5 separate regions of the Mus musculus genome follow, and all the other regions are linked to region 1. A link is a loop called in an ENCODE intact Hi-C map of the cell type or tissue named here. Cell type or tissue: left cerebral cortex. All regions are shown on one strand. Links, peaks and the distances in the headings refer to the core of each region. The heading gives the core; the rest is flanking DNA. Region 1 has its middle 21 kb from the start of Gm46201. Region 2 overlaps Gm34184 (predicted gene, 34184). Region 3 has its middle 110 kb from the start of Gm46201. Region 4 has its middle 100 kb from the start of Gm40727. Region 5 overlaps Gm34184 (predicted gene, 34184).

Region 1 (6,328 bases), core at 468-5,467:
TATATGGTTCTTCCCAATACAATGTGATGCCTGAGGTCAGGGGTCACGGGTCAGGGGGGTACATCACCTACCACGTGACTTTATCACAGCCTTCATCGTTCTTCCCACTTGAATTTCTCCTTCTCTTGGATTCACAATTGGCTTAAGAGTTCACTAATGCCGAGACCCAAACATGGTTGATTGATGATATTTGACTGAAGTAGGGGTGCTGGAGAGATTTACAGTGGTCATCCCTCTTTCCTCTCTCTCCCTCCTTTCTCCTTGGCCTTGTGCCTTCCTTCCTTCTTTCCTTTTTCTTTTCTCTAAATTTCTATGAAAATGAAGTCAACCTAGAAACACTTCTGGTGGCAGATTTTATTCTTGAGAGCCAAAAGTGATGAGTTGAATGAGAGTCAAGAGAGAGTGAGTTGAACATAAGGCTGGAGGGCAGTGTATAATACAACCTCATTGTATCTCTGAGTCCATCCATCCTTAAAGCAAGCACCAAGGCTTCTGGATTCTGTTTGTTGGATTTGGCCATCTGTCTTCTTGCAACAGAAGATTCCTAACTGACCCGGCTCCTGAACATATGAGATTAAGACAATGAAACTCAGTGTTGACTAAGGCAAGATTGGCTTCTACTCTCATCCTGTTCATGGTGCAAGAGGGACATCACTTCATAGTTGAAGTTCTTAGCTCCAAATACTGGGAGAAAAATTTCAGGTTCTTTCAACAGAGATGAACCTTATTAAGGCTCATTATAAACACAGAGTCTTGCAGCAGGACTAGTCATTGAGATTCCATGTATGGAGCCAAAACCCAGCTATAGAATTGATTAGGTAGAGACCTCGCAGCTGGCACTAGTGGTCACAGTCTTTGTTCCATGCACTGCCAACATGTGACTAAGGACTGAACATTGATAATGTACATTTGTCAGGGTTGACACTGAAAACTGACATTCCTAGAATGGATCTTAATATAGGATCTGAACTCGTGTCAAGTTAGGCTAGGGTTTATCTAATTGGAGTAGATTTGGGCACATGTCTGTACTCCTAGGACAGGGTTTCCATAGTAACCTCCACCTTATAGTAGACATCTTAAGATGAGGACTTTTTTTAACATAGGAAAGACATTCAAAGGATCTGAATCGGATGAAAGTCACATGTTGAGCATATTAGGGAAGGCCAAGTTTAAGACCAGAACATCATGAACAAAGACATGACACTTGGGAACACAACTTGGGCAAGGTTTATCAAGAAGGCTCACGCGGCATGCTTTCCCTGGAGACTAGGCAATCACATATAAGCTTATTTTCAGGCTGCGTGTGATGAGCCCATGTGCTGATTTGTGTCCTTCCCCAAAGAGAGCTCACTATGTTTATGAAATATTAAAAAAAATTCTGGAAAAGTCTACAATCCAAAATATTTCTGGTCTTCAGCAGTTTGAATAAGGGATATTCAACTTGTAGCCTCATTTTTATAGATGAGGTAACCAGGGCTCAAAAAGTCACAAGACTAACTAGCCTAAAATCACACAATGAAGTGGCAAGACCAGATAGCAGCTCTCTCCTTTTGACTGACATTGTACCCGCCTCCCCCAACTTTGGACAGATTTGTTAGATTCTGAAAAGATGTCTGCAGGTCTGTGTGCCCAGACTAATGTCAATGTGGCTTTTACTTCGTGCCAAGTGCTGAATTAGGCTATTACATCTTGCACTCTGCATGTAATGAAGTATTTGGAACATTCAGAAAAGCCAAATAACTAGCCTAGGTCTATGGAGTTCCACAACCTGTGATCTTTGCAAGATATTCTAGGACAGAGGTCTGAGGAGGGAGAGGAAGTGTGTGCTGATGAAGAGGAAGAGAATGGCTGTGTTGGGCTGTGTTGGGAAGAAATAAAGAAGACCCCAGGTGGTGGTACCGTTCTTGGGTTGAGGAAGCATAAGGCATGTGGGCAGGAAGCCCAGAGTGCCATCTGGAGTCTCATAATATCACCAAGATGCTTTCTCCCTGCAAAATGAGGACAGCAGGCCTGTGCAGGGCTGCAGACTCACAAGGATGCATCCAGCCTGTGCCTTGGAAGCTGAAGCTGGGCAGGACAATTATAAGGCAGATGGGAGCATGGGATCACGTGCTTGGTACAGAGGCAGCCAGACTCTGCTCCCATTGCAGGCTGTCAGTAGGGATGCCCCTCCTCATATTTGCTCCCTGTGGGTACTTTCTACTCTGTGACCTCCTCCTCCTCTCTCCTTCCTTTCCTTTTTAACTAAAGCTTCCATTTTCTCAAATTCCCTCTTCTGCTCTGCTGGGTACAGGGATGAACCTATGTGCCAATGATCTTCAGGCGTCCAATCTCTCTCTTCCCACCCAGCATACCTATTTCTCCTCTTCGGTTTCTCATTCTCCTGGTTTGTACCAAATGCTAGGAATGGACATCTGGGAGGAGCCAACCTTGCTCCTGGCCTCACTTCCATTCCCTCCCTCCATCTCTGGCCATCTTCCCTGTATCTCCCAGCACCCCCTTTACTCTCACAGCGCCTGCCACTTGAGATCAAAGACTCTCCAAGTTAAGTTTCCTCTGTGCCGTGTCTCTCCTCTCCTTCCTCTGGCACATTCTGGTAGATCTACTAGGCAATACCACCAGACTTAGCAACGGGAGGAAAGTCAAATCATTTTGGAATGTCTTTGGGAAGTAAAGTGGTGACTCATTTACAGCCAGTCAAAGTCTCCAGCCGCTTCCATTTGTAATGATTATTTTCACTGTCAACCTGACTCTAGTAGGAGTCACCTAGGAGACCCACCTCTTAGGATGTGAGTGAGGATACTCCAGAAAGGTTCAACTACAGAGGAAAGACTGAGGGTGGGTGGCACCGTCCTGTAGGCTGAACTTCTGAACTGAACGAAAAGGAAAAAGGGAGCCAGGGAGCTGAGCACCAGCATTCATCTCTCTCTGCTTTCTGATCATGGTCACAGTGTGACTGGCTTCCTTCTACTTACTGCTATGTCTTCCCCATTATGACGGACTATACCCTCAATCCTTGACTCAGGATAAGCTCTTCCTTCCTTAAGTTGCTTTTTGTCCCTGTTCAGGGCTGGTCTTGTCTACTCCCAGACACTGGCATCCATCAGTCTCCTCTAGGAACACCACGATAATCACACACTTGTGGTCCACCAGTCCTAGGCATCTTGAATGTAGCTGCATGTTGCTTAGTCTGGGGAATGAATTACATCCATCAGACTGACCTGTGGGAAGTCTGTAGAGGTATTTTCTTGACTGTTGATATGGGGATGTTTAGTCCACTGCCCAAGTGGTTCTGGGTTGTATCTTAAAGGCAGCTGAGCAAGCCATGGGGAGCACACCAGTAAACAACACTACTCCATGGCCCCTGCTTCTGTTCCTGTTTCCAGGTTCTCAACCTGTGTTCCTTCCCCAATGGACTGTAAGTCGTAAAATGAAATAAACTTTCTCTTCCCAAGCTGCTTTAGTTCATGGTGTTTATCATAGCAAATACGAGGCAAATTAGAGTAAGCTGTTCTTACACGTTGACTTTAGCCTTAAGAGATGGCGAACAGAGGATTTTGTCATATTGGGTTAGATTTGTGAACTACAGAACTGTGAGGTATCAAGTATGCATGCATATGTGTGTGAGGGTATATGTGCACCTGTATATGTATATGCATGCCTGCATATGTGTGTGTAGCAAGTATATGTGGACAGGTGTGTGTGTGTGTGTGTGTGTGTGTGTGTGTGTATGTGCTCATGATAGCACACATGTGAGGGTCAGAGAACAGTTTTTGAGTCTTAGTTTTCTCCTCCCACTGTGGGTTATTGGGATAGAATTTAGTCATCAGAACCTCAGTTGACTTGCTAGCTCAAATGTGATTGTCAAACTGCTGCACCCAGCATGGCCCTCAATTGCAAGCAACTTAAAACAACTTTTTTTTTTCAAAAAAGATTTATTTATTTGATTTATATGTGTACACTGTAGCTCTCTTCAGACATACCAGAAGGGGGCATCAGATCCCATTATAGATGGTTGTGAGCCATATGTGGTTCCTAGGAATTGAACTCAGGACCTCTGGAAGAGCAATCAGTGCTCTTAACCACTGAGCCATCTCTCCAGTCCATGAAGCAACTTTTAATTACCTATGCAGAAAAGAAATGTAAAGAAAATGAGATGTGGTTTTGCCTGCCTAGGATGCTACTTGGATACACAAGACACCCATCCCAGCTATGGGTGAATCAGGACCTAGCTGGTTCACTTGGTTCTCTGCTCATTTAGCATCCTTGATTCATCTCCCTTCTCATATCATGGCTTTTCCCAGCTCTGAGCTGGGCATGAGAGAAAGAGCAAAATACATCCCAGTTTGGAACTTATCCCTGAATCAAACTTCCAGAGACAATCTAATACGAGCAAGGAGAGGAGAGGAGAGGAGAGGAGAGGAGAGGAGAGGAGAGGAGAGGAGAGGAGAGGAGAGGAGAGGAGAGGAGAGGAGAGGAGAGGAGAGGAGAGGGGAGTCACGAGGCAAAGGGAGGGTCAAACTGTATTAAGGAAAACCCAATCACAGAGTATCTGGGCAATAAGCCTCGGTAGAAGCAGTATGTGAATGTGAGCTAGAAGTGTATATTTTGTATGATAATGTACAGGTTACAGGTTTCACACAGACATTCACTATCCAAACACAGAAAATGTTCAACATGTAAATATTTTGCTGCCCGCACCTAAGGCTATGCAGTAGAGTACAGGATTAAACACACGCAGATGGTTGCACATGTACTCTCTGGTGGGCAACTGACACATATGATGCTTGTTTGTGTGTATGCATGTGTGAGTGCACGCTATGACATGACTATTGAGGAAGGCAGAGGACAACCATAGATGTTGGTTCTTGCCTTCTGCTTCCTTTGAGCCATGGCCTCTTCTTGTTCTCTGCTTTGTACCCCAGGCTGCCTGGCCCCTGAACTTCTGGAGCTTCTCCTGACTTGGTCCACCCCGCCCGCCCCCCATAGGAGGGCCGGGATTATTGATGCATGCGACCCGAACAGTTTTCTGCGGGCTTTGGGAACCCAAAGGTGAGTCTTCCTGTTTGTGTGGCAAGTGATTTACCCACTGAGTGGCCTACCAGACCTTCTCTAACTGCTGAGGCCGGTATCGTTGTGGATACCACTGACATTTTGGAGGGGACAGAACACAGAGACAGTGTGAGGGAGATTGTTTCACACATTATAAAATACAGATGTGATTGTTCACAATTTCTGTCGCTATGAATTGTGACTGGAGTGGAATGGATGGATGGTAACACACCGTTGGGGCCACCCTTTGATCCAAACCCAGTTCCTATATGGGAGAGTTTGAATGCCAAATCTCCACAGTCTCAGGTTAGGGCTTGGTTGAAAGCTGATAGGCCTCTGGGGAGTCCTTAGCCTCTGATGTAATCCACAATGACTCCATCATTCTGACGTAATCTTCAATGAATAGCCTTTGATGAATCCATTGTTATTGCAAGAAGATGGGAATCAAGAGATGAGGGTTAGTTAAATAGATAAGGTTATTGAATGTATGCCATTTTGGTGGCCCTCCCTCCCTCCCTCCCTCCCTCCTCTCTTTTCCCATCATCAGGTGAACATGCTCTGCCATGTGCTTTTACCACCGTGGTGTTCTGACTCACCAGGGAGCCAGATGGCCACCGACAGAAATATCTCAGAGACCGGAACAAATAACACCCCTCCACACGTCGTCTTTCTCAGGTTATTTGTTTGCGAGGGTGATAAAGCTGACTAGCAACCTTGCATCTTTTAAGATGTACAACTGGCCCTAAGAGATGGAATTTATTGTTATTCTCCTGTTACCATGGGAGAAACTGATACATAGCCAGAGACCAAGCAAGTTCAAGGTCATGTGGCTGGGAATTTTCATGCATGCTGGCAGTTAGACTCCAGACTTGGCCCACTTTCTGTATCTTAAAGCTTGGGGGACTTCTCTTAAAGGGAGAGAGACAGACTCTTCTTTTGGTTCGTTTAGATTTTCACGTTTTACTCTGTAATGTAGCTTGGGCTGGACTAGAACTCAGTCTTCCCGCCTTGGTCTCCCAAGTGCTGGAATCACAGGCATGCACCAGCACGCCCCAACACTAGACTCTTTTGTTTGTTGTTTTATTTACATTTTTTCTTGATGAGAAAAATTAGTTTGTCCCTGTTAGTAATAATCAAATGCAATCCATAGCGAATACACATTTATTTAGTGAATATTCAACGAGCACCCGTTAGAGAAACAGAGATGCTACTGTGTTCTGGGAATAAAAGAAGCTCAGCCTATGCTCTTCTCAGATTTTATTTAAAACTTAAAGAG
Region 2 (6,328 bases), core at 459-5,458, 300 kb after region 1:
GTTAGAACTTACTCAGCCTGTCATTGACCTCTAGGAGCATGCACAAGGTCTTTGACAATGTTTGAATGTCCCACAGCTTTAAACAGGAGACAGCAGATGAAGTCCCAAAAGTCATCGAATGCCTGATAGTAAAAGGCAAATGTTAACCAAGAGTATCCCCAGCAGAGTAGGGTATGACAGCAGCCAACAAAAGGGCATCTAGGTAAGGGGTGCAGGGTCCCAAGGGAGGTGACCACGGTTTCTGTAGGATTGTCCCTGCTAAAGTAGTAGTTCACCCGTTAGCTATAATGGGCTGAGGGCTGAGTTTAAGACACCTGGAGGCATAGCCTGAGGAAGGCAAGAGACTCAGAATAATCCAGAAAAGAAGGTGAGAAATTGCTGGTTGGACTGTAAGCTGGGTCATCTACTCTGGAAGTCAGTCTGGTGGTTCCTCAGAAAATTGGACACAGTGTTACCTGAGAACCCAGCTATACCACTCCTAGAATATACCCAAAAGATGATCCAACATATAACAAGGACACATGCTCCACTATGTTCATAGCAGCCTTGTTTAAAATAGCCAGAAGCTGGAAAGAACCCAGATGTCCCTCAGTAGAGGAATGGATACAGAAAATGTGGTACATTTACACAATGGAGTACTATTCAGATATTAAAAACAATGACTTCATGAAATTCTTAGGCAAATGTATGGAACTAGACTCCTGAGTGAGGTAACCCAGTCACAAGAGAACATACATGGCATGCACTCACTGGTACGTGGATATTAGCCCAAAAGCACAGAAACCAAAATACAATTCACAGACCACATGAAGCTTAAGAAGGAAGGCTAAAGTGTGGGTGATTCAGTCTTCCTTAGAAGGGGAAACAACATACTCAAGGGAAGAAATACGCAGACAAAGTGTGAAGCAGAAACTGAAGGAAGGGCTATCCAGAGACTGACCCACTTGGGGATCCATCCCATAGATAGTCACCAAACCCAGACAGATTGTGGATGCTAAGAAATTCATGCTGACAGGAGCCTGATATGGCTGTCTCCTGAGAGGCTCTGCCAGAGCCTGACAGGTACAGAGGCAGATGCTCACAGCCAACCATGTGACTGAGCATGAGTCCCCAATGGAGGAGTTGGAGAAAGGACTGAAGAAGCTGAAGGGGTTTGCAACCTAATAGGAAGAACAGCAATATCAACCAACTACATCCCCCGGAGCTTCCAGGAACTTAAACACCAACCAAAGAATACACATGGAGGGACCCATGGCTCCAGCCGTATATGTAGCAGAGGATGGCCTTGTTGGGTATCAATGGGAAAAGAGGGCCTTAGTTCTGTGAAGACTCAATGCTCCAGTGTAGGGGGATGCCAGGGTAGGGAGGTGGGAGTGGGTGGTTGGGTGGGGATACACCCTCATAGACTCCGAAGGAGGAGGGGGAATGGGATAGGGGATTTCTGGGGGGAAAACAGGGAAAGGGGATAACATTTGAAATGTAAGTAAAGACAATATCCAATAAAGTTTTTTTTTTTTTTTTTTTTTTTTTAAAGAAATGAGGTTAGAGGGTGTCTTAGTCAGGGTTTCTATTCCTGCACAAACATCATGACCAAGAAACAAGTTGGGGAGGAAAGGATTTATTCGGCTTACACTTCCATACTGCTGTTCATCACCAAAGGAAGTCAGGACTGGAACTCAAGCAGGTCAGAAAGCAGGAGCTGATGCAGAGGCCATGGAGGGATGTTCTTTACTGGCTTGCTTCCCCTGGCTTGCTCAGCCTGCTCTCTTGTAGAACTAAGATTACCAGCCCAGAGAAGATCCCACCCACAAGGGGCCTTTCCCCCTTGATCACTAATTGAGAAAATGCCTTACAGCTGGATCTCATGGAGGCATTTCCTCAACTGAAGCTCCTTTCTCTGTGATAACTCCAGCTTTGTCAAGTTGATACAAAATTAGCCAGTACAGAGGGGGAGAAGAAACCAGACCCTCGGTGTCTTGGAGGATGCTCCAATGGCCTTGGCTTTTATTCTGCATGGGAGAAATAACACAGTTTTAAGCAACGTAGATTAGAATTGCCTTATATTTTGAAGGGTTGATCTGGCAGAGAGAGTGTGCTATTCCCTCACATCCATTTCTTTCCTCTTCCTTATAATAGAAACCCCACACTTTCGGCTGGACACATGGCATAAGTCATGAAACTAAGTTTAGCCAACGGTATGTGCTCCAAAAAGTTCACTGCAGCTTTTGATATTTTTCTTCTTTGTTTTTGCCCTTCCTCTTCAACCTGGAATGCAGACATGATGTCTGGATCTTTACCTGTTCTAGTTCATTATGAAAACAAGGGTCATCCCCCACCCCCACCCCCCTGTATGGGATGGTAAGAAGTTTGGACCAGAGTCCTTGGGAGTAGAGCCATCCCAGCCCATTAAGGCTCTCTCTAGGCAGTTATCTCTGTTTCTGGTGGTTAAGTGGAATCCTAATTGGTATAATCTTCCTGGCTACAATTTAAAGAATAAACTGTAGGGCCAGCAAAGGTAAAAACAGGGTTAATCTCTAATTTTCAACTAAGAACACTAAAGGTTGAAACAGTTAAATGAAGCACATTAGGATTGTGGCATATCTATATTTAAACCCTGCCTCTTAGACATTTTGAATGTATGATTTCTTAGCCTGGCTGCCTGACTTGGCCCTGGAAGGAGCAGTGATGCCAGGACCACATGCCACCAATGACTGTGGGTGCCTGAAATGGACTCTGGAAAGATAGCGTGGCCTGCGCGCAGAGTTGCCGTCATCCACCTGTCGGAACACCCTTCTTTTCCCTTCGCTATACACACCTGCCCCTCACCCCCAACCCCATTGCCGGGCACAGCAGAAAATGCCTGCTCTTCTGCCTGGAGTGGACAGTGGGCATCGTGAACCTTTGAAGGAAACTGCTTCATTAGGGAGGAGGGAAGACTGGAAGAAACTTTAAATCCATGAATGAACCTTCCAAGTTGCTGGCTTTGTGTCAAAGGGCAGAATGTGCAGAGCAGCCTAGAGGCCTGAGAGACCTCAGGCAAGGAGGTGGGCGGAGCCTGCTCCAGGTGCCCTGTGAATGAGAAGATGCTCAGGCTACCTTCCCCTTTCCTCTTTGCTTTTCCTTCCAAAACAAAAGTACAGAGCACAAGTCTTGGTTAATCACGTAGTTCTCAGACTATTTTTCCTTGGGGGTGACTCAGCGTTTTTATGGCCCTGGCAGGAAGCTCAGCCACTGTGTAGACAGTTTCTTTGGGTGAATGATGGTATGTATGCATGTGTGTGGCATGTGTGTGTTGTGTTTTTGTGGTGTACGTGTATGCTGTGTGCGTGGTGCGTGTTGTGTGTGCACATAATGCACACACAGTGTGCATATGGTCTGTATGTATGCGATGTGTGTGTGTGTATGATGTGGGGAAGTTATACACATGGTGTATATGCATATGTGGATGTGTGATGTGGTGTATGTCGGAGGTATGTATAGTGTGTGTGTGTGTGTGTGTGTGTGTGTGTGTGTGTGCGTGTGCGTGTTGTCTGAGGTGCCGGTGTTTATGGTGGGGGAGGTGCTCTGCCTGCCATCCCTTTGGTCTCTCTTGCTTGTTCCATGTTGTTTATTTGAGCTCGGGCTTTGGAATGTCAAGCAGCAGTCTGTGTTCCATGTTTCCTTTCTGGTAGCAGATTCTCTTCCTGATTATGCTTTGCTCTGGCTAATATGAAAATGAATTGGCTTCCTCTGACAACAATAAGTGTAATAATAACAGGAAATGGCCCGGAATCACCTAATAATAAAAATAGAGCGGGAAGGGAAGCAACCAGACCCAGGGACATTGTGTTGACAGACTTCCCACTCCACCTCACCCTTCAGCCCATCTGCCTGACTCAGAAAACTGTGTTCGTTGTTGGTGAGGCTACTGGGAGCCTGAAAATATCCAGTATTTTTTCTTCTTCTTTTATTAGGGACTCTGAAGACTCTAAGTATCAAAACTGGGGGGGGGGGGGAGGTTTCTTTTCAAAGAGCAACTATATTCTGCCCGATAGCATTGTTTGATCAGGAGTGTTGCTTGAGCTGAGCTAACACACACTCATTGCACTGGCTCGGGAACAATCCTCTGACCTAGTGACCTATTTGATTTGTCCCTGGAACTTGTGTCCCTTCTCACTCCCCACCTCAGGACTTCACAGTTGAGGTGGCAGCACAGAAGCCTCTCTAGTTTTTAGCTCTTACAGGGTCTTCCCCGGGCCTCTGGCCTCAGTCTATTCTGTTCCCTGGCTGCTAGGCTGCGATGCTTCTCCTCGCCACAGTCCCTGGTAGACACTGGTGTCAGTTTAGAACATGGATACCTTTGACTTTGCAAAGCTGAGAACCACAACCTTCACTTTGCCCCAAGGGGTTACATTCCACAGAAAGGAAAGGAGGGTATTTCTTTCCCAGAGCCCCTTCTCCCCATCTGCACAAACATGGGAAGTCTGTGGCCTCATTTCCATGGCACACAGACCCTCAAGCCGGTCCACACACAGCCCCCATTGCTAATAATGAAAAGTCAGAAGCAGAGAGATCCAACTTAGTGTGGGGAATTGTCAAACCACCAGGGACTCATGCCAGCGTGAGTGGGTGAAATCTAGCTACTAGAATTAGTCAGGCATGGATGCACATAAAGACCTTAATTTTTACCTCTCTCTCTCTCTCTCTCTCTCTCTCTCTCTCTCTCTCTCTCCCTCTGTGTGTGTGTGTGTGTGTGTGTGTGTGTGTGTGTACATGCCTTTGTGTTTAATGGGAGACAGGAACACGGGGTCTAAGTCAGAGTTCAAAGTGAGCTAGTGTGAGCATGCCTTGTTGGCCTATTTATCCAGTAGTCTTGGCACACTCAATGAGCATGTTTGATTAATGACAACCGCCCACAGGGTCACACACAGTACTAAAACGAAGCCCAAAAGGGGTCATCCCTGAATGTAAAAGGCTTGTTATTAGGTGAGCCATCTGCTCCTGTCTCTGTGGCCAATTAGGTCATCACAGACTCAGTCAGCAAGTATGGTTAGAGGAGAGGTGCACCTGAGAGGAGACATTAACACCTTCACCAGTGACTATAAGTCAGGGCTGCCTTGCTTGTCTGAGACCATCTGAGCTGACGCTCTTCCCCTCTCCTTTCCCCCCATTGCCGCCTCTAGGTTTCCAACCAGGGATCATTCTCTTATTGGAATGAGACATTGCCATGATGGCTGTCCAAACAACCTGGCACCTGTGGTCAAAGACAACTTCAGGGCAAAGGTAATGTGATCTGGGTAAAGTCTTATGCCAAAACTTGTGTGCATATGTGTGTGCATTCATACATGCATGTATACACACACACATGTTTTTGCCTGTGTATGTATGTCTGTGTGCATGTCTGCATATATGTGCATGTGGGGGGTATGCATATGTGTGTGTGTTCCCTTCCTAAGGTAATATACACATGTGTATCTGTTTATATCTATCTATATATGTATGTGTATGCATATATGTGTGTACATGTGCAGAGTGTGTATATGCATATGTGTGTGTATGTGTGCTTGTGTAAATGTATGTGTGTGCATGTGTGCATGCACATTTGTGTGTGTTTTCTTCCTAAGAGAAAAACACACATGTGTATGTTTGTATCTGTGTCTGTATGTATGTACATGTGTATATGCATGTGTGTGCATGTGTGGATGTGCATGTGTGTGTGTTTTCCTCCTATGAGAAAAACACGTATGTGTATCTGTTTGTATCAGTATCTGTATGTATGTGCATGTGTGTGTATATATGTATGTGCATGGGGTGTGTGTGCATGTGTGTATGTTTCCTTTCAAAGGTAACACACATATGTATGCCTGTGTATGTATGCGTGTGCATGTGTGTATATGTGTGTATGCATGTGGGATGTATGCATATGTGTGTGTGTGTTTTCCTTACTAAGGTAATACACATATGTGGTAGAGATTGGTTATTCAGATAACAAAGGGAGAATGAAGATGCATTGTAGGGTAACAATCCTGTAAGTTTAGAGAGAGTTTCCTCTGAACTCTCATTGTATGTTCATAGAGATTGCACTATCCTGACATCGGAACCCTTGCTTGCTTTACCGCTATCCAGTCACTCTGCCCCCTGAGATTCTCCACATACTCAGGCAGCATCCCACCTCCTGTCTCCTGATACCCTGTCTCGTGGAATGTTTTCCACATGGGGCTTCCATGAGCTAGCATTGTCTCTTGAATCCAGGCATTGTTCAAGTGCAATGACCTTGGAGCACCTGTGGACAGAAAGGTATTTATTTGGTCTCAATTTTCAACTCTATGAGATCTAGAATAACTCCAGG
Region 3 (6,328 bases), core at 774-5,773, 130 kb after region 1:
CTGTATACTGTTTATCTCTGGATTGACCCAAGTATTTATGATGAAAGAAAAAATAGAAATAAAGTTTACCTCTGTCTTAGCCACTGTTTTAATACTGTGAAGAGACATCATGGCCAAGGCAGCTTATAGCAAAAAAGCATTTAGCTGGGGATTTCATAGAGTAGGCCATGACCATTGTGGCAGGAAGATAGGCATGGTGCTAGTGCAGTAGCTGAAAGCGTATATCTGACCCACAAGGTGAAGGCATAGAGAGAATAAGACTGAGCCTGGCATGGACTTTTGAAACTGCAAAGCCCCGCCCTCAGTGACATATCTTCTAATCCTTCCAAGACAGTTCTACCAACTATGGGCCAAACATTCAGATACAGGAACCTATGGGGGGCCATTCTCATTCAAACTACCACAGTCTATTATATTAAAATGATGCATTCTATTTTGTTATCTAATAGATAGCATTTAAATAGACACTCACGCCTAAAAATGTTGAGAAACCATTTTGAAATAGCTAAGCTATAACTGCATCTGATAGGCCAATAAGAATGCCTCCTTTCCCCCTCCCCTTTTCTGAAAAGAAAAAGAGAAGGCAAGAAGATGGTAGTGGAGTGGATGGGGGTGGGGGGAGGATGGGGAGAAGGGAGCAAGGAAAAACTGAGGTAGAGATGTAAAATTAATTAATTAACTAACTAACTAACTAATTAATTAATTAAATTTTCAAAAATGAATGTCCCCTTTCCTAGTATTGTATTCACTTTCCTAGGTTGTATTTTGTTTGTCTTGGTTGGTTTATAGTTTCAGAAGCTTAGAATTCAATGAATTTCTCTGTGTCTCTGTCTCTGTTTCTCTCTGTGTCTCTGTCTCTGTCTCTCTCTTCCTCTCTCTTCCTCTCTCTCTCTCTCTCTCTCTCTCTCTCTCTCTCTCTCTCTCTCTCTCTCTCTCTCTCCCTCTCTCTCTCTCTCTCTGTTGTGCTGTAAGTAAAGGCTACTATGTATAACCTTTATTTAAATTCAATATATCAGACTTACATTTAGAAAGCTTAAATTCCATCTTATTTTGAGGTTGTTATTTAAATATGTTGCATTTTCTTCATGAATTAAAAAATGTTTAGAAAGGAAAGATTAATTTCAAATGAAGCAAATGTAATTGCTACTATTATTGAGCAAAGTTTGGCACATATATACATGATTTTTGTTTATTTTCTGTGTGTGGCCCTGGCTGCCCTAGAACTCACTCTGTATTCCAGGCTGGCCTTGAACTCATAGATCTGCCTGTCTCTGCCTCCTGATTGCTGATATTAAAGGTGTGTGCCACCACTGCCAGATTAATTTTTTTCTTTTAAGTAAAGAAAAAAATCCCTATTCTTACACAAGCTATACATCACACAAACTAATATTTTATAATATAATTTTAAGATTTTTAAGCCCTAGTTGAACAAATTTTTAAAAATAGAAAGTTTAAAAGGAGCAGATAAGGAATGAAAATTTCCTTTTAATCATAGTCCAGGTTTAAAGTTTATATTCTTAATGGCAAGAAAGGAACCACGGGAAAGATTTAATTGGTAGTCAAAATAAAGTAAAATAAGATAAAAACTAAGAACAGAATCATTGAAAATATTCTTTGACATGGCAAATTGTTACTGGGCTAAGAAATGTGTATTCTACTGGTAATGCGGACACATCAGGAGCTGTGCTATGATAAGCAGGATCCTGAGATCTGGAGGTCTTTTCAAGGACTGGAAAGTCTAAAGACTCCTTGGCTAATTCACCAAACCCTTGGGGTCTGCACCAGGGTGTTGGAGACAGGCAAAGGGCTAGGCTCACTTCCTGCCTCAGTTTCCTCATCCACTAACAGTGTCTGCTGCTGAGTTCCTGAAACTCTTTAGGGTTGTCAATCACAGATTAACTTCTCTTTCATTGGGTGTTTCCTCTGCCGTGGATTGGCCCCACATTATTTGGTCTGGTAGGCAGCTCCCGCGGTTCATTGGCCTCTCATTTGCTTAGAGTCAAAGCTCCCTCTTCGCACCTTCTTATTCTAGCCTCTCATGCTTGGACCGCTTCCAGCTCTCTAAATCCATAACAGCTACTCATCAGCACCCCTCCCCAAGTCAGCCAATGCCATGTTATTTATGGCATAGTTTATCTTATTTGAGAATGGTCCAGGTCCTTTCTGTCCTTGAGCCCTTATTTGTCACTTGTCCTTATGACAAGTCCCGGTGTATTAATAGTCTGTGACTCATTCAAGGCGCCATTCAACAGTACAACCACCGGAGCCACTCGAGTAGGAAGACGGGAACGCGATGATTTCACTGGTGGGTGCCCTCAGATAAGCTTAGCTACCCGTAGGTGGTAGCACTGATGGGGGCTTTATTACCTGCTAGTCCCTTCATATAGGTTACTTCTTTATGCTTCCCATACCTGTGCCAAGTGCGTATTTTCTATTTTGCAAATGAAGACATGGAAGCTCGGAAATGTCAGCTGACTTGCTGCTGCAGTTCTCAGTGGGCACATCCACCAACCAGAAGCAGTGTGTTCCACACCCAAAGGCACGGTTTCTCTCCCCTACTGCCTGGTGCAGTGAATGTAGAATTTCCCCAGTGGTTGCAAGGAGACTTTTGTGCCCACCTGGACGTTATATTTCTACTCGGAATTTCAGAACATTCAAACGTGCTTGGTAGCTTGTTCCCCAGTGTTCTCAGTTGAAGCATCTCTTTATGGGCACAGCACATGGGCTTATGGACAGGTGGGCTATGGTTGTGAGCATCTTTGCCAGGCTTGTCCCTATTACCCCAGGACACAAGAGCTGCCAGTGTTTGTAGCATGCATGAGCCTAATTAGCAGTTTTAAGCGATCAGAACATCAAGTGCCTTCCTCTTTCTGCTCTGGAGACTTTCAAACACGCCTGCAGCATTGTTCTCTGTAATCCACAACATCCCCTGCCCTCCAAGGTAGACTCCAGCATGGGTTTCCTTGTACATCACGTTGCCCATTCCATACGGTATGTGGGCTGTGCTAGAGATGTTTGTGTCCCTCAGAGGCACCTGCTATAGGACTCTGGAGTGTTTGTCTCAAGTAATGTATTCTGTTGCAAAAGGCAAAAGAACCAATATTAATTAGGTGCAATTCCCAAGCCAAAAATGATACTAGCTGTTTTGCATGCATTATGTCATCTAATCCTCACAGGAATCTAAGAGAGAGGGACTTTAAAAGCCATTTATCAATACATGTACAAATAACATCGAAAGCAGAGGATGTTCCCAAGTGTGCTCTGTGGAGATGAGGCTGCCAAATGCAAATTAGGAAGAGACAGTTTCTGGAACACATAGTTCAGGGAAATCACAAGCTTTGAAGCAAGTAATTGCAAACACCACGGATGCTTGTGATATTCACAGATCAATCAGTATTCCTGCTGCGGTGAGCATTGGCTTTGTGACCACAGCTGCTGGGGTTCTCCATGAATCCCTTTACTATCTGACTTAGTGATTCCCCACAGCATCTTTAGAAGATATACAATCATGAAACACTTCTCTTGCAGGAACAGGGGTCTAGGGAATTAATGAACTTGTCCAAGTTTCCGTTATCACAGATTTAAGAACCAATTTTGTGTAGGCGTTGAGGCAAGACGGTGCAGTGGTTATGAGCAAGAAGGGACCAGGCTTTGGGGCTTCAAACTCTGTCTTCTAGTTGTTTCTTCTAAGAGCAATGACTCAGCTCTCTGAATCTTAGCTGTCTCTGTACAATGTAAAGATTATGATCTCATTCATGGTTGTTTCTTACGTTACATATAGGGAAACTGGAACCAAGGCTATAATCTAGGGTCCAGGGCCAAGTGGCAAGGTTGGGGCTTGGCAAAGTTGACAGATGCATCTCGGTCATTGGTGCCTGGTTACATTTCAAGTAACAGTGCTGTCAAGTTCATTCAGTGCCCAAGACCCAGTTTAATCCCTGCCGGAGCTCATCTTGATTGACCTTGCCATTGGAGCATTACTGGCTTGAGGTCTTTGAGGGCTAACATCCTTCCCCAGAGACTGGGTTGCTTCTCTCAGGGATGGATTCATTTTTGGAGAGAAGGCTGTTGTAAAGCACCCACCCATCCTCTTCTACCCCCTTCTCTTTTCTACATATCTTGCTTGCCATGCTCACACACACTCCTGCCATACGAAGTGCCTCCTAACCGTTACCACAATACTTTCCAGAGCAACGTGTTTAGATACATGTGTGTGTATAGATGGCCAAGGAAAAGAGTTAAGGTGGGCAGAGAGCTTGAGATCTACTGTGTGGGTGATTGGGTGCTTGGCTGGGGTGGGGGATTTCATTTGCAGAAGGGTTTTCTTTGGGGGACAAAGGAGAGCAAAAAGAATGAACAGGGTATAGGTAAATGGTCCCCATGGAATATTTCAAACTTCCACCACAAGTGAGTATTGTGTAAATGGTGTTTGAAGGTTGCATTGCCATGTTTATTTGTTCTCTGAGGATGTCTGTGAACAGCAAGCCTGGTATATGTTCTGGGAAACACACACACACACACACACACACACACACACACACACACACACACACACACACACACACACACATTCCGGTTGTGCTGGGGCTTCCTAGCTGTCAACACATCCTTGATTTTGCTCTGGTGCCAGCTGATAACCACCATCAACGTCTTGAAAATGCTAGCAGCTTCACAAGGCAGCCCTTACCTGGGTGGGGCTGGATTGTTCTAGAACAGAACAGCTCCTCCTCTTTTTATCCTTCACCACAACCTTATTAGGACCAAACATGTTTTCTCCTTTCCCTCAGACATGTATCTTCTTGTCTGGCTTTCCTCAGGTCCAGATTTGTGAAGAGGATTCATGGAAAGCCCCTGATCCTTATCTCAATAAGATTCACTTCTAGGAGGCGTTGGATGTCTTGCTTTCTACCCACATCCCAGCCCTGTATGGCAGGGTACACACAGTCAACTGGAAAACTATTCTTATTTCTTTTAACTGTACACTAAGTTTGGACTTTTATTCTTCTAATTATCTCTGTGAACTATCAGCTTCCTGTAACCCCGATTAGTTCTACCCTCCTTCAGGTCCTGTACTTATCACCAGGGCTTGTGCATGGAAGCAACCTGCCCTGTCCTCTTGTCTTCCTTCCTTCCTTCCCCAAGCAAACCCACGCCCACAGTTTATTTCCTAAAATGCAGATCTCATCTGAATCCCTTCATGAAGGGTTTCTCATCATGAAACCCTTCTTCAAAGCACTTCAATGTTCCCCTGGTATCTCCAGGGATATGGGCTGGCTCATGATAGAGATTTCTAGAATAAAATGGACCAGAACTTTTATACCAGACCCGTGAGAACTCGTCAAATGACTTGGTTTTGTAGTTGACATGCAGAGAAAATTCTTTATTTCTTGAGGAAAAGCTTTGCCTACAGTTTTGTTTTTAGTGGCTCTCAGGATTTTCTGGGGTGGGTGGGTGTGGGGACAGTGTTTTCTTATTCAATAAGAGATAGGGTGTGGAAACTGGGAGGGACTGGACCCTTGACAATATGTATTTAGGTTTACTAGACTTCATAATGTGGCTTGGCTCCTAATCACTGACTGAAGGACATAGATTCAAGAGGCACAAAGACATCCATGAGTTCTCCCTACTCTCCTCGGTTCTCCATTCACAGCAAACAGCTGAGCTCTTCATTCACAAACACCATGAAAACACCAAGAACAGCTTTGATTTTAAGTTCTTGACTTGGTCTCCTCAGGAGGTGTTAGGTATTAGCTGGAATGACGTTGAGGGCATGGGAAAACTGAGGCACTGAGCAAAATGAGGAGAGTTCCCAGGTCACAGCTGGTACTCAATCTCACCTTCTGATTCATAGAACACACACGACAGCTCTCTAAATCACTACCTCACTGGGATGGCTATTTTGGTTTGTCAACTTGACTACAGCTGAAATGAACTAAAACCCCAAAATGCGGAGGGGGGCACACCCATAAGGGATTTTTTTTCTTAATTGGATTACTTGAAGATTCACTTTGAGTTGGGAAGACACACCATTAATCAAGGTCTTTTTTATTTTATTTTATTTTATTTTATTTTATTTTATTTGAGACAGGATTTTTCTGTGTGTCCCTGGCTATTCAGGAGCTCTGTAGACCAAGATGGTCTTGAACTCTTGAACTCAGAGATCCACTTGCCTCTGCCTCTAATGCTGAGACTAAAGGCATGAGCCACTATGCCTAACCAGTCCAGATCTTTTGAAGTGGGAAGACCCTCTTCTAATCTGGTCCATACCTTCTGCAAGAAGCCTATATAAAGGAGATGGAAGAAGGAAAAGTTCTGTCTGTCTGTCTGT
Region 4 (6,328 bases), core at 658-5,657, 150 kb after region 1:
CACAGCTACAGAAAAAGCAAAGTAGAACAGAGGGCTAATAAATTCCCTATTCTTGATCCACAATAAAATATTTACTTTTCAAAAAGACTTTTGGTCCTTTCCTCCCTAATTTTTCATTGCTGTTTTAGTATCTACTTTATTTATTGTAGACAGTCACTTTTTTTCAAGCATCTAAGTCCTATCCTAGCAGTATATCACACAAGCTGCTAGGTCAGTTATTTTAGCATCAACTAGTATGTCTCATATTATTGGGCACATGAGTCACAGGGTTCCCTGCTACCAAAAACTCTTATATAACTCTGTATTTTGTTCCTCTTGATCCACTACCATCATGGTCCATTTATGGAATTCTGACCCAGTTCTGTCTAGTACATTCATCCTGGTGAGCTTCACTGCTCTAAGGTCTGATCTTCCTCTTCATGCCCAGAACTACCTGACTGAAGTCAAGCTGAGACTTGACATTGATGATGGGACTGGGGCTGAGGAGAGAAAGATTCTGGGCACTAACTTATTCTAGGATCCCATTTTTTGTTGTTGTTGTTGTTTGTGGCCTTTATTCATATCCAAGGCTGGCTGAGAATAGGAAGCTCTTTTATTTATCAAAGAAGTACACCTCACATCTGTGGTCTTCACTGTTTAAAGAAAATTGGACACTCAATGTTTATACTTCCATCTACCTGGATTGGATGAAGCCATCAAAACCTCCTCACTGGAAGACTTTCTAAGACTTAGAATTGAACTCTTTTCAGAACTCTGCCACTCTTAGCATCAGGTTTTGTTTTAGCTGGATTTTGGTTCTAGGGGCTCTCTTGATACCAGAGAAGAGAACGGCTCTTTAAACATTGTCAGAGAACCCACTAAACTCCATGCTCTGTTTTGTATTTCTGAGCAATCAATCTGAACTTGTCAGGTCCTCTTTCCTCCATGCATCCAGGGCACTCAGCAAAACGATCGAGTTTCAGACTTTAACATTACTATTTCCCTTCTCTTTCAATAGCAGGATATTACCCAAGCCAGCACATCTCTTGAAGCTTGTATTCTATCCAAGATCAGAAAGTGTATTAGCAGTTGTCTAGCTAAGCAAGTCAACTGCCAACAAAGAGATAGGGGTCCTTGTTGCCAACAGTAAGGAGATGGATGAGCCAACTCAGGCATGTAGCTTCCTGAGACCATGTGCAATACTGGCTGTTTCATGTTTGGATGATTAGAGGCACAGTCTAAGATGGGGATCATGTTGCAAGTGATGTATTAGGGAGCTCTCTTAGTAGAACTCTGTGAGGCAGTGATAAAAGCACTGTAGAGATATGGGTGCATCCAAATTCTGGCTACAGCTGTGCTCCATGGAGAGTCCTAAATTATAAATGATACTACAGGGCTGTGCCATCTGCAAGAGAGTGAGACAAGCTGTATGCCGCCACCACATGGTCATTGACCTTAGGGGGGGGGGGGAAGAACAAAGTCTCCTTGAAAACCTCAGGAAATCAGCTTCCCATAGACTAAAGACAAGCTTCTGTAAGATGAATATAACTTTGAACTGTTAGCTCCAGGGATGATGACTATATCAGAAAAGATCTGAGGCACCCAACAGCACTGACTATGGCAATGGCTTGTCATCTTGATATTCTAGGGAACCAGAGTTGCTGTGGTTTGAAGATTCTTCCTGAAGTTCACATATTCATATGTAGTTTGCCCCCCAGATTGTGCTAAGGGTATTTGCAGTGGAGTCTCCGATGTCATAGGGATGGAGACTCTATAACAGCATTAGTGGCTTTGTAAAAAGGAGCAAGAGGGGCCTGCAACAGCACACTTGCTCTGCCTTACTTTGTGATGGTTTCCACCATAGAGTAGGAAACCCAACCGAGCATGCTGGTGACATTATCGTGAACTTCATAGTCTCTGTACCTCTAAAAGAATCAAACTTATCTAGAAATTACCCACAGCCAGGTACTCAGTGATTGCAAAAGAAAAAGAATGCCTTGCATCGGGCATTTGAATGGAAGGGATCTGTAGGTATATGGCATAACACAGTGAGTGGAAGAGGTTAGACTCAAGTGGAAGAGGTTAGACTAGTTATAGAATAACCAGATAACTTTTGTTTTGCCCAGGAATGGTGGTGGCTTCCCAGGTATGTGTCTCTCAACCTTAAAAGTGGGAAAGCCCCTAGAGAACCTGGATAAGTTAGTCATGCTAACGAAGTAGAAGGAATGTTAAAGCAAATAACACTGTCTGCTATAAGACCACACAATCCTCTAAATTCAGTAAGTGAAAACCAAGGAGTCCTTAGAAGAGAGGGCTGATAATATTCTTTGTAGGGGAAGAAAGCAGGTTTAATGGAAGTGGGAAAACCATTGCATCAGTGTACTGTTTTGAGCCATTTCTACTGAGAACAAGAACTAAACCTGTATTCCTCTGAGGTCTTATCTTCTTGTTGGGGATCAGCACTGGCTCATGCGCCAATCATTGTGATCACACTTATAAGAAATGAAAGATGCAAATACACAATGAAATCTGCTCCTTGAGCTCTATAGGGAAGGAAATGGCTCGTCTCCATTTCACCAGGTCCTCTGAAGAATGTCCACATGCTGTTCTCCATTTATTCCAAATATACTGGGTCTCTAGACAGCGCCCACATTCTTTCCTTCATGTACTTAAAATATACTGAATATCTAGTGTTGAGCAAGAACATCTGTTGTCTATTATCAGGAGCAGAAGTTCAAAAACTTCTGCCCGCTGCATCTTGCCTTTGAAGCTGCCAAGGAAAACATCACAATAAAGAACTGGACAGAACAAGGCCTTACTCACAGAGAGAAGCCAAAGAGTGAGCACAGTTGGCTTCGGTAGTGAGTGTTGGTCCTTCTTAGCTGGTGGGTTCTTCCCAGAAGCAGATAAGAGGCTATGGGCACCCCTCTGGTGCCACAGAAGAAGGATTTGGCTCCTGCCTCAGAGAAGACTGATGTAGCAGCAGGACTGTCTGGGTGTCAACTCATGTATATGCATCATCAGAAGGGAGGCATACACACTGGGCGTGAAACAGGGAAAGATATTTCCAGACAGATGAGAAACCCAGCATTGGCTGTGAGGATGTGACCCTGGGTAAGAAGGTGTTTTTGGAAAAGCTCTTCTGTGGCTTAGGGGAAGGTGAGAAACTGCATTCCAAGACTGCATTCTTTTTGTTTTTCAATGCTGTCTTAGGTAGGGTTTTATTGCTGTGAAGAGACACGGTGACCGCCACAACTCTTATAACGGAAAACATTTAATTGAGGTTGGTTTATGGTTTAGAGGTTTAGCCCATTATCATTATGTTGGGAAGCATGGCAACATGCAGGCAGACACAGTGCTGGAGAGGTAGCTGAGAGTTCTAGATCCATATTGGCAGGCAGCAGCAAGAGAGAGTGAGCCACTGAGTCTGGCTTGAGGATCTGAAACCTCAAAGCCTATCCCCACTGACATACTTTCTCTAACAAGATCACACCTCCTAATAGTATCACTGCCTATGACCCTATGGGGACCATTTTCATTTAAACCAACCCAAATGCCTATAAAGTATCAGTGTTCTAGCTCCTGGGGACCTTTCTAGCTACCATGAACATGACTGATGTTTTCTTTACATTCTAGTTCTATCTATCTATCTATCTATCTATCTATCTATCTATCTATCTATCTATCTTCTCTCTCTCTCTCTTCCTGTCTGTGTATGTATTCTTATAACCATGACACATTGTAATAAGGGTGTTAGAGTAAAAGCCAAGAGAAAAACAATATGCATCAGGATGATTCCAAGAAGGAGATGAGGGTGTATTGGACCAAGCTATGGAGGTACAGATAGTAAGGAATATTTGAGTTCTGGATATACATTGACAGTTTAACCAAGAGACAAACTAATACATTGGATATAGGATAAAGGAATCAAGGGATAGATGTTCAGAAGTTCAGATAGTGGGATTCCAAGGTGGAAGCTGAGAAAGGAGATGAGCTTAAGAAACTGAATTTTAAGTGAAGGCTGATATGGTATACAATTTTTTGAACCTCCAACTTCTAGCTGGTGTTAGGAGCTATGACCCGAGATGTGATTGCTCAGGGAAGTGGCATAATGACTCAGGTATAGTGACACTCCACCATTAAGATGCATTGGAGTGAAGGAGGGCTAACACAAGACTCAGAGGAGTAACAGCCAATGGAAGAGCAGTAAAGCCAGGATGCATGTGCATCTGGAAGCCATAGAGCTGTTCTTTCAAGCACGACATCTTGATCTGCTGCACATCAGCCTGATGATGGCTGAGACTTACACACTGGATCAGACAACGTGGAGGTGACTGACAACCTTACCTAATCCTTTATCTGACCACTGAAATGGAAAATCACCTCAGGTCACTTTATCCTTTGGAATGGCTCCCAACTTTCCATTGGAAACTAGCCCCAAATATCCAAAGAATGGTAATGTTTAGGTTTTTGATTTGTAGCCAGATTTCAGTAAACTCAAGTATGGGGGATTTATCTTATTTATCCAGTTATCTTTGGACATGCTTGGTACACAGTAGATATTCAGAAGACATTTACTATATGAACATCTGTGTGATGGTCAACATGGTGGTCTCTTCCCCCTACTTTTCTTGTTTCTTCTACCTCTGGATACTGTTAGCTGTTCTTCCATTTTATTCCTAGGGTTCAGAAAGATTTAATTTTTAATGAACATCTAGTTTTAGTAAAACAAACTAATGAAGGATAAGAAAAAAAGCATAACATCACTAACAGTGACTCTCTGGGTTTCCCGTGTACCTGGCATTTGACTAAGCATTCTATTAATCTTGTCCTCATCTAAACGTTGCAGGACCTGCAGTTCCAGCTTTGCCATTTTACAGGTTGTGCAGATCATGCATTAAAGTGGGGGATGTGTGAGTTCTCCAAACCCATTTCATTTTCCTTCTGGAGACACAGGTTGGCGTATTTCCCTGACCTCTTTTGCAGTTAGGTATAGTGTCTTAGTTAGGGTTCTCTAGAGTCACAGAACTTATAGAATCTCTCAATATATATATTAAGGGAATTTATAGGAATGATGTAGTCTGCAGTTTAACTAATCCAACAATGAGCAACTGTGAATGTGAAGTCCAAGAGTCTAGTAGTTGCTCAGTCTCAGACTAGTTGTTTCAGCTGGTCTTCTGTATAAGCTGGAATCGTGAGGATGTAGGTTCCAACAGATGTGCTGACTAGTAAGTGCAAGCAGGCAAGGATATGTGTGTCTTCCTTCTTCCAATGTCCTTAATGTAGGCCTCTAACAGAAGGTGTGGCTCAGATTAAAGGTATGTACCACCATGCCTGGATCTAAAAGTTGCTTTGTCCCAGGCTGACCTTGAACTCAGAGATCTGCTGGCCTCAGTCTCCTGGAATTAAAGGTGTGTACTACCTTGCCTGGGCATAAGCTTTTCATGGCCACTATGCCTCAAGAACTTCATGTCAAGATCAAGGTCAGAATCCTGTCTTCCAGTCTGACAAGTGCGCCCTCCATTTCTGGACTGTAGTTCATTCCAGATGTAATCAAGCTGACAACCAGGAATAGCCATCAGATCGAGCTATGTAACAGTTCTGAATGAGGAAGTGAAGGTACTTCTCAATGCTGCTTTCTAGCTTGACCCATGAAAACTTCACACACAAAGCTCTTTCCTGATTTCTTCATCTAGAAGCTTCATAACACAATCCCTTTAGTCTTGATAGAATCAAACTATATAAAGAAACTTGATCCCTGAATAATCCCTCAGGAAACACATCTACATGAAATTTCACAGGAGACAGATCTAAGTTGGTAGCTAAGCCATTGAGATGCAGTTCAAGTTATCTTTTTAATATGATTATTCTGCTGGTAAGTCTGTAGGTTTGTTTTAAGGAGAGGCATTGGTATTGAGTGTAGACACTCAAATCAGAATCAGAGGACTTGGTGAATTTGTTTATAGCACACACTTTATGGTGAGCTTTCTAGCCCTCTCCTCTAACTATAACCACAGAATGCTCTAAAGATCCTTATCTTCCATGCAAGAGATGAGAAGCATCCTCTCCGAAGACTCTAAACTCTAGCCAAGAAAAAAGATGAAAAGATACAGGCAATGGGGGTCTGCTAATGCGTGGTCTGATGGAGTCGATTGTAACCAGCTCCATGGCTGAGCTGAAAGCTTCCAACGAGCTTTCTGTTTCCTCTCTTTTTTTTTTATTAATAACAAGCAATATGGATTACCAGACATGTGGAAAGGTTCTAACATGACATACGGAGACCACAACAAACACACAGAAGGAATGCAACTTAGAGGAAACAAGAAAGTAAAGAATTGTTGAAACAGCT
Region 5 (6,328 bases), core at 924-5,923, 270 kb after region 1:
AAAAGTTTCTGTTCATTGGATGGCATGGCTAATGCTTCTCTAGAGGAGATGCTTCTGGGGAGAGAGCTTAGTCAGTAAAGGCCACTGTGGAAGCTAGGATGAGGCCCTTAAAGCCCACACCCACAATGACACACCTATCCCAACAAAGCCACACCTCCAAATAGTGCCACTCCCTGGGCCAAGCATATTCAAACCAGGACAGTACACATTAGGTTAAGTCGGGTAGAGTGGATCTCAATTTTGCCACGATGAATCCTAGCTCTCATAGCCTTCCATGAGAACCCAATTCCTAGAACCCACATTTTAAAATCAGGCATGAGGGTACACAGGGGAGGTTGAGAGAGGGAGATGCCTGGTACTCCTTAGCCAGAAAGCCTAGCCGAGAGTTCCAGAACAGTGAAAGACTGTCTCAAAACAACAATGTGGACAGTACCCAAGGAATGACATCTGAGATTGACCTTCACACATACATGGACAAACATGCACATGTACACATGAGAACATACACATATGCACATACACATAAGAAATAATCAGTAGATTATTTCTTATGCTGGAAGAAAAAAAACAATCTCATTGGGAAATTGAATTGAATACACACACAAAAGTAATTTATATGTTTATGGTGTGCCCTAGTTTCAGATCATAGTCTAAATGACCAACATTACCTAATTTCTACGTAACTCAGTGAAGAGAGAAAGAGAGAGGGGGAGGGGGAGAGGGAGAGAGATAAGTGTCCAGCCAAAGTTATTCAATCAAGCTACCCAAGCCACCCACCAAACTCTGCCAAAACCAACTACATAGATTTAGAGACCATAAGATCTTACCTAAGGTGTGGACATAACTGAAGGCTGCATGGTCTTCTGAATTGTACTGGAGAAAGCGACATAGCTACCTCATTCTGCAGCTTGCTTCTTTTTGTGACAGCTGTAGGATTGGGTGGACTTGGGCTTCTATTGCCTTCAGTCTTGGGTCCTGTGAAAGGATTTGTTTGAGTAGGTAACAGTAACAAAAAGTATCCTAAGATTGTTATGCATATTAACAGAAGGGCGCAGCAGTGGGCAGGATCTCCAGGGCTAAAGTGTACATATTGCTCAGAATGCAGTTCTCATGAATACCCTCCCACAGACACACTGCTTTATCCCCAGAGAAGCAAGCCCTGGAAGCAAGGATTTTATCCACTTTACTCACCATGAAATATTTAAAGCATCCCAGAGTTCTTGGCCTGGGAGAGGGGAGAGTAAGAGGGGGGGGGGGTCCCACAGCTTGTATTTAAAAGGAGTGGATGGAAAGGGGTTATAAATTATTTTCATCTGAGTGGCTTAGGCCCAAAGAACCCTAAATCTTTAAAAGCTTGGGGGGGCAGGGGGCATGGGAGAAAACCATCGACTCTGTGACTCTGGTGTGGACTGGACGAAAAGATGGGAGGACGCTGAGGCCTTATGGGTTATTATGAAACAGTTCCACCATATTCTTGGAGATAGCAGTGTGCCTACTGTCCAACAGAAGGATGCAAAGCAGCTGAGGTGAACCCTTGACCCTGATTCTGGAGTTGGACACCAAGTCTGAGACACAACATGAACTCATATAGGAACACACTCACCAGAGGTTGGGGGTGGAAGAGAATCCCATCCTCGGGAAATAGGGAGCCTATCCAGGACGTGGGCCCTCCTGAGACAGCGTGCAGTAGCCACACAGGCTCAAAAGCAGAGAGAGTTTTGAAGACAAAGACAACCCTGTAGCCTGGATCTACTTAGGGGCTGAAAGATCTAAGATGGGAATATTATGGCTTCTACTGTGCAGAAAAGATCTTGGTAGATTAAGCAAGCTCTAGGTAGATTAAGGAGGAGGGTCACAGGATTCGTGGGAGCTAAGCAGCCATGGTTGTGTCCTCAAGTCCAGGGACTGGGACAACCATGCCATCCCAAGTCCAGCCACAACAGATATCATTGGTGAAATTTCTCGCTCAAGTAATTGATGTCCCTTGTCTGGCCCTGACCCCTCCTTAAGGTTTTGTCTTGATCAAGGAGAAACAGCCTGGGGTAAGGCCCATCTATGTCCTCACTGGCATCATGGCAACAGGCAGAAATGCCACATGGACCTCAAGACAAAGGGCTCCAAAATGTGGCCTCTTGGTATCTCAGGAACTCTGTGAAGCAGCTGAGAGTTGCACTTTTTTTTTCCAGTTTGGTTTCTTGAGACAGGGTTTCTCTGTGTAGCCTTGGTTATCCTGGAACGCACTCCATACACCAGGCTGGCCTTGAATTTATAGAGATCTGCCTGCCTCCTAAGTGCTGGGATTAAAGGCCTGCACCACCATCACTGCCAGGCTTCAATTTCATTTTTAAATAACCCAAAAGGCTAAAAAGAAATGTACTCAAGACCTCGAGGTTACCAAATGGGAGCACTACCCCACCCCCACCTCTAATAGAGATGCCTCAACATAAAATCTGTAGAACTCACGGGTCAGGTTTTGAAACTAGCTGCCTCTATGAGACTTCTCCAGGCAACCAATTGTGTGTGTGTGTGTGTGTGTGTGTGTGTGTGTGTGTGTTATGTGCAGTATGTGTGTGGTGTATGTGTAGTGTGTATGGTGTGTGTGGTATATATGGTGTGTGTGGTATATATGGTATGTGTGGTATGTGTGTGTGTGTGGGGGGTGTAGTGTGGTATGTGTGTGTGTGTGTGAGTGTGTGTGGTGTGGTATGTAGGCATGTGTGTGTGGTGTATATGGTATGTGTGTAGGTGTGTATGTGTAGCAGGTAAAACAATCTATCTTTAAAGTCATCCCTGTAAACAACTGGCCCACGTGACTACAGAAGATAAGACATCTCAGCATTTGAGATCTGCAAGCTAAGGAGCATGGAGAGATGAAGGTATGGCTCCTGTCTGCTATAATCCGGCCAAGCAGATACACAAAATCAGCCATTTCTCTGCCCTGCATGAAGGTGATCCACTTCTGCGTCTAACAGCCAAACCCCCTTTCTCTGGTTAGTAAAGGCTACAATAAGGCAGAGGGATTGGTTGTTAGAAAGTTAATAGGAGACTCTGAACTCTTGTTCTCTAACCTTTGCTTCCTAGATCAGAGGAGATGACAGAATCTCTACCAGCGGGTGTTTGGGGTCCCAGCCTGTACATTTTTGGCACAATAGTAATGTTAGAACTCAGTGCCCTTAGTCAAAAATGAGCTATTTGTCCCGTTATGTCCACACCTCTTGATGTACTTGCTGAATACAGCTGCACATGGTGCAAAAAATCCTTGTCACCTAGAGGACATTAGAACAGCACTGGGCTTCCTTCCTACATTGCATGTGTGAGCCTGGCGGAGAAGGGAGGGGCAGTTCCCAGCTCACCTCTCCATTCAGCTCTAGGCTTGTCCATGTGTGGGGAAGCTCAGTGGTCACGAAGAGATTGGCTTCCCACCTCCTGGTACCACTGATAAACATCTCATAGCCCACCAAGGAGGACGATGCTGATACCTCGCAGAAGGAAAGCTAACTGCAGCTACCAGGTCTCCATAGTACCTTGCATCACCCCAGTCATTTCTGGAAATTCTAGGGCAGCTGCACCATAGGAGACGTTCCGTCTATGAAAATCATTTAGGCGGACGACATCTGTTCTCCCTCCAGGGAGCTGAACAAAGAGGTATTTTTATGGTTTCCAATTCTGCCTCTGAGGCCAAGGCTTGAAACCCGCTTAAGGACTTAGATGAGGTAAATTTGCAGACTGCAGCTGAGATGTGGGAGCAGGTATTGGACCATCTGGAATACCTCGCCACCCCAGGGATGTAAGTGCTTCCTCGTCCCTTTAAAAAGCAAGGCTGACCTTCTAGAGGAGGAAGAAGAAGCCAACAGAGTTTTGATAACGCTTATGACTCAGTTCCCGTCCTCATTCTCAGACAGGCCTGCTGAGCTCCAGTGCAGCTGCTTTGAGGAGCTATGCTGTAAATATAAATGACAATAATAACACGGTATGGCATTCACATTGGAGTCCCACCTCCTCCAGGCACCTGCCAGTGATTTCAAGTTGTCTTATTTGGTACTTCAATGTGGCCAAAAGTCTACTGTGCTAAAAGTCCCCTTTCCAGAAGTCCCCTTGAATTCCTCCACACTTACAGTCCACTGCCTGAATCTTTGCAAGTTCTCTGTTTTTCTCCTCTTTATACTCACCACCCCTGACTCGCTTCAGCCTCCACCCAACCACATCTAAAACAAGAACGGGCAGATGTCTTAGAGACATTTTAGAGGTCAGTGTTACTGACAGGTGACCTAAGAGCCAGTGTGCCAGTCACCGTGCTCCTTCCCACCATGGCAGCCCGCAGTAACCACAGATTCTGGTGACCAGAGGACAGAGCGACCAGAATGAGCAGTCTGTCTGTCCGTTGACCTCTGTCAGTTGTGGGATCCAAGTGTCACCCAATAGACTGCCAACAGCATGAAGAAGAAACTGTCTAGTGTTCCTAGAGGTTAATCATCACTGCCACATAGACTTAAGCTAGTCAAGACTCTCCTCACTTCATCCAGCAACAGAACAAAGCAAGAGCCGAGACAATGAGAAACATAGAGGCAAAACCCACAGCTTTATCATTAATGTATTTTTAATTCATTCACTGACCGAGGCATTCTCTTTCATGAAGAGTGTAGACTATGGAGGATTGGATGGTGGGGAGTTTGGCTTGGTTAAGCTATATGTGTATGAGAGAGTAGATTTGTGTAAGCAAGTATTTGTATGCATGCTCCCCTGCATATGAGAAATCACACCATGCAACAGACCTGATTAATGTAAGGACGTTACCATTGGGGAAGGGAGGGGAGTTGGGACCTGAAAAGAGCAGAGGCAGAGAAAAGAAGGGAACAGAGAAGGACAGAATGAGAGGCTGACTGGGAACACATGGGAACAGAGAGAGAGAGAGAGAGAGAGACAGAGACAGAGACAGAGACAGAGAGACAGAGAGAGCGAGGAAGGAGGAGAAGGAAGGAAGAGAAGAAGGAAGAGGAGGAGGAAGAGGAGGAGGAAGAGGGGGAGGGGGAGGAGGCTAGGATAATGAGCAGTCTTTACATGCTGATGCACCTGGCTTGCACCTGGCAGGCAATGGCCACAGGAAATGATGCAAGCCGTTGCAAAGTTGCTGTTTAGGAGGAGCCCAGTGAGATTGTAAGTCAACAGTGACTGGATCATGTAGTTAAGTAAGTTTCTTATTATCTTATAGTGTCTTTCTACAGATTTTTCATGTAAAGGAGCCTGTCCTGTTACACTAGCAACCCCCTAGGCTCTGTTCATCGCATCAAGATTTCATAGAGTGACCATACACCTCGGTTTGTGAGTACTGTCACACAAGGATGAAGCAAGACACATTGCTTAGAAGACCTCCCCATACACACCCATCCTTCAGCTACACGTGACTATAGCTGGAATCTGTTGTATGTGACCTGTGGAATCCCAACACCCCCAGAAGACCATGTTAGGCAACTTATGGAAACTTCGGCTTTCTTACCTAAAAATGGAACCCATGACCTTTGCACTTCCAGTCAAGTGGGGGAACTTCTCTAAAACAGAACGCTCCTCCCCTGCCACACTTAGAATACCTTCCTCTCGTTTCTGCACTTGAGTTTTCTGGAGCTGAGATCTGGGGTTTTTCATATCAATATTCTCAACATTCATCCTTGTTAGGTTTCAGCCCTGGGAGAAATGGCTGAGGTGCCTATTTAACATACCGAAGCAGACTTGGCCACCAGGTTCTCCCAGCATCCCTCTGTCCCTCCCTGTTACAGGGTCCTCCTGACTGGCATATCCTGCCCCTATCCTAAACTCCCCAACCCAGGGAGCTGGGCCACTCTTCCCTATATAATCCAAGCCCCTACTGGCTGCAGCACTTCTCCCTCTCCCCTCTGCCTTCCCCTTCCCCTCTCTCCATATGACCCAGCTCAGTCTGGTCAGGACCACTCTGGATTCTCCCTGATGTCCTTGCCTCTGGCTATGTTCTCCCACATATCTAGATAATAAAATGTCTCCTACAACAGACCTAGGAGCAGTCATGTTCGTTCCTGATTGTTTGTTTGTTTGTTTCATTCAATCCTGGGACACAGTCATGTTTGACTCAGGACCTCCTCTCTTTCATTCCCTTCTTTCACACATGTTCATTTAGCTTCTTCTTGTATTTCTTAGTTCTTTCCTGGGCCAAGTTTCTAGTCAATTCCCATTAACCTTCCTGCAGGAAAACTCTCTTGCCTGCGTACCCACTGTATGAGTAAAAGTTACATTACAGTGGGTCCCAAGTGTGAGCGCAATGGTGCTCCTGGCCAGGGATGGGACCACTCACCAACTATGC

Evidence for each region. Hi-C counts contacts between places; a loop is a spot of excess contacts. Peaks named below come from ENCODE experiments on the same cell type or tissue, not always from the same donor. Only the 100,000 strongest peaks of a DNase experiment are listed, where the experiment ranks them.
Region 2: a loop joins it to region 1, with 10 times the contacts of the local background. A loop is called at or near these places in 2 of 42 quality-filtered maps.
Region 3: it touches region 1 in a loop (5-fold over the local background); 3 of 42 quality-filtered maps call a loop at or near these places.
Region 4: a loop joins it to region 1, with 8 times the contacts of the local background. A loop is called at or near these places in 2 of 42 quality-filtered maps.
Region 5: a loop joins it to region 1, with 14 times the contacts of the local background. A loop is called at or near these places in 3 of 42 quality-filtered maps.

Annotation. Positions count from the first base shown.
Region 1 is chr10:84,353,869-84,360,196 of GRCm38, reverse strand. No RefSeq gene overlaps it. Among named protein-coding and RNA genes, the nearest start is that of Gm46201, 21 kb to the right of the region's middle. In left cerebral cortex, for the core only: a CTCF peak has its summit at 3,994 (motif pointing right); DNase peaks (open chromatin) are centred at 1,280, 1,626, 1,985 and 2,476; H3K27ac peaks cover 3,622 bases.
Region 2 is chr10:84,053,375-84,059,702 of GRCm38, reverse strand. Gm34184 (predicted gene, 34184) reads left to right here. Exons shown (of 5, transcript NR_152790.1): 3 at 5,163-5,262. Among named protein-coding and RNA genes, the nearest start is that of Gm40726, 28 kb to the right of the region's middle. In left cerebral cortex, for the core only: no CTCF peak of the experiment used is centred there; DNase peaks (open chromatin) are centred at 3,100, 3,752, 4,593, 4,908 and 4 more places; H3K27ac peaks cover 1,734 bases.
Region 3 is chr10:84,226,398-84,232,725 of GRCm38, reverse strand. No RefSeq gene overlaps it. Among named protein-coding and RNA genes, the nearest start is that of Gm46201, 110 kb to the left of the region's middle. In left cerebral cortex, for the core only: no CTCF peak of the experiment used is centred there; DNase peaks (open chromatin) are centred at 2,255, 2,992, 3,304 and 3,626; H3K27ac peaks cover 1,024 bases.
Region 4 is chr10:84,208,963-84,215,290 of GRCm38, reverse strand. No RefSeq gene overlaps it. Among named protein-coding and RNA genes, the nearest start is that of Gm40727, 100 kb to the right of the region's middle. In left cerebral cortex, for the core only: no CTCF peak of the experiment used is centred there; a DNase peak (open chromatin) is centred at 2,954; H3K27ac peaks cover 755 bases.
Region 5 is chr10:84,086,909-84,093,236 of GRCm38, reverse strand. All of the region lies in intron 1 of Gm34184 (predicted gene, 34184), which reads left to right. Gm34113 (a long non-coding RNA gene) reads right to left here. Exons shown (of 3, transcript XR_380638.2): 2 at 828-975. Among named protein-coding and RNA genes, the nearest start is that of Gm34113, 5.4 kb to the right of the region's middle. In left cerebral cortex, for the core only: no CTCF peak of the experiment used is centred there; DNase peaks (open chromatin) are centred at 1,041, 2,867, 3,316 and 3,743; H3K27ac peaks cover 2,262 bases.